Linked DNA regions of Homo sapiens: region 1 is linked to region 2. Evidence: read pairs that join two places in POLR2A ChIA-PET (ENCODE). Cell type or tissue: HepG2. All regions are shown on one strand. Each heading gives the region's core, and the rest is flanking DNA. Links, peaks and the distances in the headings are about the cores only. Region 1 overlaps DEPDC7 (DEP domain containing 7). Region 2 overlaps QSER1 (glutamine and serine rich 1).

The links. ChIA-PET counts read pairs that join two places held together with the same protein. Peaks named below come from ENCODE experiments on the same cell type or tissue, not always from the same donor. Only the 100,000 strongest peaks of a DNase experiment are listed, where the experiment ranks them.
Region 1: POLR2A ChIA-PET joins it to region 2 with 11 read pairs; 10 of 35 experiments call an interaction of 5 or more read pairs at or near these places.

The regions. Positions count from the first base shown.
Region 1 is chr11:33,032,378-33,037,763 of GRCh38, reverse strand. It overlaps DEPDC7 (DEP domain containing 7), which reads right to left. Exons shown (of 9, transcript NM_001077242.2): 6 at 5,286-5,386; 7 at 4,971-5,096; 8 at 4,797-4,875; 9 at 4,182-4,502. The coding sequence ends at 4,309. Among named protein-coding and RNA genes, the nearest start is that of TCP11L1, 4.5 kb to the left of the region's middle. In HepG2, for the core only: no CTCF peak of the experiment used is centred there; a DNase peak (open chromatin) is centred at 2,563; H3K4me3 peaks cover 405 bases.
Region 2 is chr11:32,965,955-32,971,340 of GRCh38, reverse strand. QSER1 (glutamine and serine rich 1) reads right to left here. Exons shown (of 13, transcript NM_001076786.3): 9 at 4,904-5,041; 10 at 2,198-2,295. The region is part of intron 2 of LOC105376615 (a long non-coding RNA gene); the gene reads left to right. Among named protein-coding and RNA genes, the nearest start is that of DEPDC7, 47 kb to the left of the region's middle. In HepG2, for the core only: no CTCF peak of the experiment used is centred there; no DNase peak of the experiment used is centred there.

The DNA.
Region 1 (5,386 bases), core at 206-5,205, 66 kb before region 2:
AGCTACTGGAGAGGCTGAGGCAGGAGAATCCCTTGAACCCAGGAGGCAGAGGTGGCAGTGAGCGGAGATCGCACCCCTGCACTCCAGCCTGGGAGACAGCGAGACTACATCTCAAAAAAAAAAAAAAAGGTTAATATAACCAATTTTCACTTGGTTAGGAGCAAGTGAATGAATATACTCAAGTTCCACCTGGAGAGGATACTGCAACAATACCAAAATCACTGATTTAATTTGGGATATTTCACTTGTAATCTTTTAATGTTTTGTACTGTTTCAATATTCAAAAAATACATATAGACACATTCCATTTTGATCTTTGGCTGCAAGGACTGGAAATTCAAATTACGTTAAGGTAAAGGGAGTTCACTGCAAGGACATAGGACTTGGAGGGAGAAAGGTGGCAGCCACTCTAGAGGTCGGCTACTGCTCCTGTACACACAGGATCCCTCTTGTCACATCTCTGCTTGCTGTAGTCCATTCCACTCTTTATGCTACAGGCTGGTTTCTGTACTTTCTTAATTGACGCGCCTCATAATTTAAATTTACCTATATAGAATTTGATTGGCCAAACTGATTTTTGAACAAAGTTAGTCTCATTAGCCTCCAGGGAAGCTGCCCTTGGATCAGGTGCTCAACCTTGGTCTACTCTGCTAGGATGATGGCAAGACTTACGGTCAACTAGGCATTAGGTGTCTATGTGGGAATGGGTCCCCAAGAAGGCGTCATGGGTGAATGAATGAGAGCACACAGCAAAAGATAATCAACAGTTCTAGTGACTGAGGAGGGTTGCCCAAGGCTTTCAAGGTAGCACTGGACCTGTAGTTTAAAACCTTGACAATGGTTGCAGTAAACATGATCGATTTTTCTTTTTATCCTCCTTATAAGGCCTAAGGTAAATTGATTTTACTAGTATATTTTCCCTGAAATTATCATTCTATTAGAATGTTGCTTCTCCTAGAAGCATGAATGTAACTAAGCAGTTCTGCCTTCCCCTGAAGGTTGTCAAATAAATATGCTATTCAATTATGTGCAAAATAAAGGTTACAAATCAGATAGCACACGGTTGCTCTGCCCACCGTGCTGATCTCACCACAGTTCCAGTAGCTTGTTTCTGAAAACTTCCTCTCACATTTAAATCATAAACTTATCTTCTTTTTCCCCTCACTGTAAAGAGAGCTGCCTTCCCCTTTTTTTTTTTTTTTTTTTTTTTTTTTTTTTTTTTTTTTTAAGAGGGAGTCTTGTTTTGTCGCCCAGGCTGGAGTGCAATGGCACGATCTCGGCTCACTGCAACCTCCGCCTCCTAGGTTCAAGAGATTCTCCTGCCTCAGCCTCCCGAGTAGCTGGGATTACAGGCACCCGCTACCACGCCCAGCTAATTTTTGTATTTTTGGCAGAGACGGGTTTTCACCATGTTGGTCAGGCTGGTCTCAAATTCCTGACCTCAGATGATCCACCTGCCTCGGCCTCTGAAAGTGCTGGGATTACAGGCGTGAGCCACCACGCCCAGCCCTTCCATTCTTACCTATCCAAAAAAACGGAGTTATTCCCTGAGTTATTAGAACTGGTATCATAGGTATTTTATAGATATTAGTCCTCAACCTTTATCTACTTAGACTAGGCACTATCAGTTATACCTAAGGGGGAAAAAAAAACATTACTGACATACTAACATATTGGTGCATCATTTCAGTTTTCCCTACCTCTCATTAAAGTCAGTTAAAAGACAAAATTCAGTATTTAATCTTTTGGCTCTATTACTATTAGGATGAACAACTTCAAACTGTATTATATTGCTTGTCTATTTATCAAATACAGTTGACCCTTGAACAATGTGGGGGTTATGGGCATCAATCCCCCTGCACAATCAAAATTCTACATATAAGTTTTGACTCCTCTAAAACTTATTAGACTACTGTTGGCCAGAAGTCTTACCAATAACAGTCAATTAACACACATTTCGTATGTTACATTATATATAGAGTGTTTTTTGTTTTTTGTTTTTTGTTTGAGACATGATCTCGCTCTTTCACCCAGGCTGAAGTGCAGTGGCATAATCATGGTTCAATGCTGTTTCAACTTCCCAGGCTCAAATGGATCCTCCCACCTCAACCTCCCAAGGAGCTGTACCACAGGTGCATGCTACCATGCCTAGCTAATTTCTTTTTTTGGGGTGGGGTGTTAGAGACAGGGTCTCTCTACATTGCCCAGGCTGGTCTCAAGCAATCATCTCGGCTTCCCAAAGTACTGGGATTACCGTTATGAGCCACCGTGTCTGCTCTAAATACTGTATTCCTACCTTAAAGTAAGCTAGAGAAAAGAAAATGTTATTAAGAAAGTCACAAGGAAGAGAATATATACTATTCAAAGTGAAAGTGGATCATCCTAAAGGTCTTCATCCTTGTCATCTTCACATTGAATAGGTAGAGGAGGAGGAAGGCTGGTCTTGCTGTCTCAGGGGTCACAGAGGTGGAGGAGGTGGAAGGAGAGGAAGGAGAGGCAGGAGAGGCAAGCACACTTTGTATAACTTCTGTTTTTAAAAATCCAAGTGGACCTGCGCAGTTCAAACTTGTGGTGTTTAAAGGTCACCTGTGTATCTTCACAGTGCACTCATTCCAAATAATGATTAACTTGGTTAAAAAGGTATTAAAAACTTTAGCTCTAATGCCCAATTTACAAGAACTATAGGATACAAAGGAACATGATAAAGGACAGCCCAGACTTGTCATCAGAAAAATTCAGACTGAGGAAAACTCAAGAACAACTGACCAAGTTTATTTAACAATAGAGACATACACACAGACAAAAAGACAGAGAGGGGAAAGGTGGAAGGAGAAAGGAGTACTTACATTTTTATTTATTTATTTATTTTTTTGAGACAGAGTCTTGCTCTGTCACCAGGCTGGAGTACAGTGGTGCGATCTCGGCTCACTGCAACTTCTGTCTCCTGGGTTCAAGGGATTCTCCTGCCTCAGCCTCCTGAGTAGCTGGGACTACAGGCGCGTGCCCCCACGCCCAACTAATTTTTGTATTTTTAGTAGAGACGGGGTTTCACCATGTTGGCCAGGATGGTCTCGATCTCTTGACCTCGTGATCCGCCCATCTCAGCCTCCCAAAGTGCAGGGATTACAGGCATGAGCCACCGTGCCTGGCCAAACTTACATTTTTTTTTTTTTTTTTTTTTTTTTTTTTTGTGAGACAGAGTCTCACTCTGTCGCCCAGGCTGGAGTGCAGTGGTGCATCTCAGCTCACTGCAAGCTCCGCCTCCCGGGTTCACGCCATTCTCCTGCCTCAGCCTCCCGAGTAGCTGGGACTACAAGTGCCTGCCACCACGCCCAGCTAATTTTTTTGTATTTTTTTTTTGTAAAGAGGGGGTTTCACCGTGTTAGCCAGGATGGTCTCGATCTCCTGACCTCGTGATCCGCCTGCCTCGGCCTCCCAAAGTGCTGGGATTACAGAACTTACAGATTTTTAAAGAGAGACTTAAACACACTAACCAATTGCAATTTATGGACATTATTTGAATCTCCATTTGAATAAACTGTCAAAATCATTTGAGATCATCATAAGATTTCAACACTAACTGCAAACCTGATTGATATTAAGGAGTTGTAGGTTTATGTGAAGGACAATGGTTTCATGTTTTTTTTTTAACGTTCCTTTTTGTCATACACACTGACATTTTATAGAGGAAATGATATGATATCTGAAATTTGCTGGGATGAGTGAGGAGTGAGGGAGGGTACAGATTAAACAAGATTGGCCATGAGTTGGCAGTTGGCAGTATTAGTTAATGGGTACAAGCAAGAGTTCATTACTCTATTGTCTCCACTTTCATGTATGTTTGAAATTTTCCACAATAAGCTTAAAAAATTTTGTTTTCGGAAGCATTAGGACAGTCTGATTTCTGATTTGTCTACAACTTAAGGTAATCAGCAAATTCTTTTTATTATAACCTAAGTTTCTATCTTGCATCTTTAAGGAGTACCTTTCAAAACACAAACCCCACTCCTATTAACATGTAATTATCGTTTTCTTTACTGTTTAATGCTTTCTTATATAAATACTGCAATGTCATCTAAATCTCTATTATGTTCTATAAAGCACTGAGCACAGTAATTATAAATCAACTCAAGTACTTAACAGCAATACACCATATGACTAATAGCTTCTGACACACGAAGTTATACAAAAAAATTTTTATTAAGTACAGTTTCAAATTTAGAGCTTCCACGCTTACAAATGTGATTGGATATTTAGGATACATAATTTATTCTTAAAATACACAACTTATATACAGATATTAAAAACTCAGTCTCCAAAATGCTCAATAAAGATGTCTGGGTGACACTTATAGAATTGACCTAGCAATTTTTTCTTCTCTTTGGCAGAAAGTTTTGAATCCTCATCAAGAGTTTTTAGTAAATTCAACAGCTCATCTTTGGTTGTCTTCTCTGTATTGTTGGAATAGTCACGTTGATCAATTCTCTGGCAATAAATATATCCTTAAAGTTTAAAAGTAAAAAGTTCAGTTAATGACTCAATTCCTCATATTTAAGCAGAAAAATCAAGCAATATTCTTGTCTTTATGTTTTTCTTCCCCATTTTGTAATATGCACTGAAGATGGTAAGCACTGCTGACTTTCTAACACTTGTAAAGTTGCTTTGTATGAATAACTCTGAGGAGAATGTTTTAAATTTGGTTGAAATTAAAGTCCAACTACTTATAGCAAAACATTTTCAAAAAACACCTGAAATTTGTCTTTGGAAGATCATGAAAATAATATTTCTCAGATTACCTGCATCTCTATTTGGATCTCTTCCGTTCTGTATGGCCATAAGCTTAACACTTACAATTTTATGTAGAGTTCCAGGAATCTTAAGAAAAAGAAGGGACATGGGACATTATTCAAATGCATTTTAATCTAGTGATCTATTACATAAGCTCAATTTAACTACTTTCACAATTTTACCTTAAAAACATCTTTCTGATGATCCATTAAAAAGAGTACCAGAAGATCTGTTTTGCCTTTGGATAAATTTTTATTGTCAACAATAGCTTTTGAGAATATCCTTTTCACAACCATTCGGTTGTCACTCTATAAAAATAAAACAAATATATCCAATAGTATATATTTAAGAGACAAGTTTAATATAAAAGGGAATATTAAATATTAATAGCTATTATACATTTCAGCATACTTGATGCTGAAGATGGAATAATCTAATACTTAACCTGTAAGTATTAAGGATATTAAATACAACTAACAGTTAAACAAAAGACTTACTTCTTTCTGTAATTTAAACTCAGAAGGATTTGCTGCAACAGCCATGAAATACAGTAGTCTTCTAAATTCTTCTCTATTTTGGAAATCTAAAAGCTTTAGAA
Region 2 (5,386 bases), core at 204-5,203:
GGAAAGCACACTAATTATTTCTAAAGAACAGAAAAATCTTTCTTTCTCTACTATTTGTAATATTTTACTTCAGATCAGTCTAACTCTTAATATTATGTAATTTTGCTTTGAAATGCAAATTGCTAAGGCTGGGCATGGATTACACCTGTAATCCCAGCACTTTGGGAGGCAGAGGCAGGCAGATCACTTGAAGTCAGGAGTTCAAGACCAGCCTGGCCAACATGGTGAAATCCTGTCTCTACTAAAAATACAAAAATTAGCCAGGCCATCCCAGCCACTCCAGAGACTGAGGCAGGAGAGGAGGAGGTTGCAGTGGGCGGAGATCGCGCCACTGCACTTCAGCCTAGGAGACAGAGCGAGAGTCTGTCTCAAAAAAAAAAAAAAAAAAAAAAAAGCAAATTGCTTTATATGACAATTATCAAAATTAATAACTAATAACAGAATTAGAAATCTTGTTAGAGAACTGGTTTGACATTTCAACAGTGATTAGCCAAACCTGGTAATTTTTAAGATTTAGTAAATCTTTAGAAAACACCTATCTAAAAATGTTCCCTTGTCTCCACAAAATATAGTATTTCACAAGAGAATATTTCATTTATTTAAAGGCAGCAGTTAAGCAGAAAACACTGGGCTAGGGCTGGGTGCCGTGGCTCATGCCTATTAATCCCAGCACTTTGGGAGGCGGAAGTAGGCGGATCACTTGAAGTCAGGAGTTCGAGACCAGCCTGACCAACATGGTGAAACCCTGTCTCTACTGAAAACACAAAAATTAGCCAGATGTGGTGGTGCATGCTTGTGGACCCAGCTACTTGGGAGGCTGAGGCAGGAGAATCTCTTGAACTCAGGAGGTGGAGATGGCAGTGGGCTGAGATCACACCACTAGACTCCAGCCTCGGCGAAAGAACAAGACTCCATCTCAAAAACAAAAACGAACAAACAAAAACTGGACTAGGAGTCAGGAGACCAAATTCTTAGTACTGGATTTCTTACTAGCTTCTAAATTTTTTTTCTTCCTGCGAATACATGGCAGTGAAGAATACATGACTACTATGATAGTTTTGTGTCATTTAATTTTGAATGCAATCTAATGGCCTCAGTTTTCACCTAATTGAAATGAAGTCAATACTCACTTTTACATGGAGTTCACATAAAACAGGGATGTGAACAAGTTATACAAATGTATAATATTGTTACCATCAATTAAAAAATGTTCCCTAAGGTAGATATAACCAAATGATTCTTGATGTGATATTATACTTTGAATAAGAAAGGCTACGGAGTAATCATTCTGTGATTCTCTCCCATGTGCACGTTAATAAATTTGCATGCCTTTTCTCCAACTGAAATAAAAAGCTCGGCCGGGTGCAGTGGCTCACGCCTGTAATCCCAACACTTTGGGAGGCCAAGGTGGGCGGATCATCTGAGGTCAGGAGTTCGAGACCAGACTGGCCAACATGGTAAAATCCTGTCTCTACTAAAAATACCAAAATTAGCCAGGTGTGGTGGTGGGCACCTGTAGTCCCAGCTACTCAGGAGGCTGAGGCACAAGAACTGCTTGAACTCAGGAGGCAGAGGTTGCAGCGAGCCAAGGTTGTGCCACTGCAATGTAGCCTGGATGACAGAGCTAGACTCTGTCTCAAAAAAAAAAAAAAAAGAAAAGAAAAGAAAAAAAGCTAGAAATTTTTAAACTACCAAGTTAGCTTCTATGAAAAATTATCTGAGTTGAGTTTAGATTAGCTTTTTCTATATTTCTGATAACACCAAAACCAACTTATATTGCCAAGATATATTAACATATAGAATTATATACATTTCCTACCCTTATAAAAATCAGCGTTTCCTCTGATATTGAATAAATGAGGCAAGTACGGTGAATTTTGATAACTGTGCTAAGGAAAAGCTAATTTTAATTACAGACAAAATGTAAAAATTTTGAAAAGCGTTAAAAGAACATTTGGAAATTATTTTATAGAAGATATAATAGATAACTATAAATGCCTAAAAAATAAATTTAAGTGGAGAAAAGCAAGTGATTAACACTAAGCAGACAAACTAAATGGACTTACAATGAATAAAAGCCAAATTTTCATTAGGTGAAAAATGTTGTAAGTGAATAATTTTCATAAATTTCCTTCCTATTATACTTAAGACTATGACTGCCATTGAGTTTTGCTAATAAGTCATCAGAAGGAAATACCTTGAATGATTGATCCAAATGAAGATTCAAAAGAAGTCTCTTTCGGTTATCATTTAGCATGCCATCTATTTTTTTCATATGAGGTAAAAGTAGCTCATCTGAAACAACATTATAATTTAACAGGATAAACTATCAATAAATATTTTTGAAAAAAATCCAACTTTTTCTCAAAACATTTATATATTAAAATACACTAAATTCATTGGCATATGTAAAATACTGATTGCAAAAAAATTGGACATGAAGCTTTCTGAACAAAGGTTAACTTGAAAAGTAGGTTTATAGTAGCAAGTGAGAAAGAGGCAGCTCAGTATGATGATGGGATGAGCACTACATGAGGATCCAAAGTTCTAAGTTTTAGCTGAACTACAACTGCTGGATAAACTAGAACTGGATTTTAACTGAATAGAACTGATATGTGGCAGCTATGTGACGAATAGGCAAGCTGCCTAATTCCTCCAGACCTCATTTACCCTCTGAACAATCTGAACAATTACAAAATACAAACTGATCTAACAAAACACTGAGTATGACCAAGGGATATTAAGTCACTTTAACTTGAAGCAAAGAAAAAGTAGGGGAAGAAAAATGATCAAAACCCAGTACCAAAAATATGAATCAAAATAGTTATTTTAGAAAAAGAGGGGAGAGTAAAATTATGACAAAGATTCCTATTCAAAGCTTTTGGCTTTCAGTGTCACCACTCTGAACTTTAAGCTCCATTAAGAAAAGTACTTTTAGAATATAATTAGTTTTGGTGTAGCATTAAACATTTTAGATTATTAGATTCTTTCTTAATTTACCAGCATAGTACTTTATTATATTTTATAATACTAACTGCCTCTAATAACCTTCTGAAAAAAAACAACAACCCAGAATCCAGGTCACAAGTTTCACAGCTAAGTAAAATGATTGTTTACATAGTCTTTCTATTAGTGATTCAATCTGTTCTAATACTGTATTTACATTCTACAAAAGTAAGTTTTAAACATTTGTGATTTAAAAATAATCTTAAAAAATTTTCTCCCCTTAGAGAAAAATCAGAAAACACTGATAAGCAATTTTTAAAAATCTTTCAAAATACAACTATACAGAAATGACTACTACAAAGAGAAGCATATTTTATGATGCAAGGAATATAACATTTAATAGCAAAAATGCTGACCTGGGATTAGCTGAGTTTTAATCATGGTTCTTCAACCTCTAACCTGTTCTTTAACTTTAATCTCTTTTGAACTTTAGTTTACAAAATAAATGTTTCAGACTAGGTAATATCTAAAGTCCCTTCCAGCTCCTAATTACTTGAAAATGACTGATATACAGGTTACTGTCTCTGATTAGGTGGTAAGAAAAGCACTAGACCAGAAATTAGAAGACTTTAATTTTAATCCTTTCTCTGCCAGTTTCAAGTTTGTGGGCCCTTAAGCAAGTCACTTAACCTCTCTGAACCTGTCTTAATCCACAAAATGGCTGTCTAAGTTGTTTTAAGGTTAAATTAGAATATATGTCTAAGTATGTGAACATAATAAAACAGTATATAGTCATGCACTGCATAATGACATTTTTGACAATGACAGACCACATATACAATGGTGGTTCCATAAGACTATAATGCCATATTCTTACTGTACCTTTTATTTTCTTCTTTAAAAAAAACTTTTTAAAAATTTCAATAGCTTTAGGGGTACAGGTGGTTTGGGTTACATGGATGAGCTGTATAGTGGTGAAGTCTGGGATTTTAGTGCATCCATCACCCAAGTAGTGTACATTGTACCCCATAAGTAGTTTTTCATCCCTTACCCCTTTCTCACCCTCTCCCCTTCTGAGTCTCCAATGTCCATTATACCACGCTGCCTTTGTGTACCTATAGCTTAGCTCCCACTTATAAGTGAGAACATGTGATATTTGGTTCTCCATTCCTGAGTTACTTCAGTTAGAATAATGACCTCCAGTTCCACCCAAGTTGCTGCAAAAGACATTATTTTGCTCTTTTTTATGGCTGAATAGTATTCACTATATTTTCTTTATTCACTCATCGGCTGATGGGCACTTTCCATATCTTTACAGTTGTGAACTGTGCTGCAATAAACACATGTGCAGGTGTCTCTTGGGTATTATTTATTTTCCTTTATGTAGATACTCAGTACTGGGACTGCTGGTGAGAATGTAAATTAGTGCAACTGCTATGGAAAACAGTATGGAGATTTCTCAAATAACTAAAAGGAATAATATTAATTGGTATAACCCAGTGCATTTACTGGTTTAATACTAATTTTAACTGATTAGAAAATAATTGCTATGATGTATCTTTTACAAAAGATACAAGTATATGATTTTAATCTTTATGCCACTTTTATCTGGTTCATCTTTCCAATTATTGGAAAATAAAATATACTGACATACAGACCTTTCATGTAATACTAACACTTAGTAAACTATTTATGAGGATGATTAGATTCTAGAATTGGAAGAAACTGGTTAGAAGCTATACAATTTTCCCATGAGTAGAAAGCAATAAAAGTTCAAATATTCAGAGAATGCATGAAAAGATATGACCATTTTATGGAATTAAGATGCTATATATTTAACTGACAATTTATAGGTATATATTACACAAGTCACATATAAACATATAACTAACAGACAAGATTTCTTTTTTTAATTCCAGGAAGTACTACCAAGGAAGTACTACTTAGAAGACTGTACCATTGCTCTTCTCTAAGGCTTGCATTGTGTCAGGGTCCAAGGCAATGCTAACAAGCAATTCCATGTAGCTCTTAAAGGTTTCCTTCATTGCTCTTGTGTTCAAAAAGCGAGTGACAAAGGGAGCGGGAGGTTCAAATTCTGGGAGGGAGAAAGGGTTAAATATTAAATTTTCCTTCCTGACAATTTTAAAAACACTTTTCTCTATAACGAGACCCTAGAAGCAGATTGCAGATACAATTTCTTCAAATTCAAGACTTTCTCACCTTACCTTTAAAAGGTCTGAGGTTCTCAAAGCTGGTTTGCACATGACAATGACTGAAGAGCTTTGTTAACAATAGAACAAAAACCAGATTGCTGGACTTCCTAAAACAGAATCTTTGGTAGTGGTGGTGGTCGTGGTAGGGTGATGAAGCTTAAGTATTATGCTCTTAAAAAGCTTCCTAGGTGATTCGTGTGTGTGTGTGTGTGTGTGTGTGTGTGTGT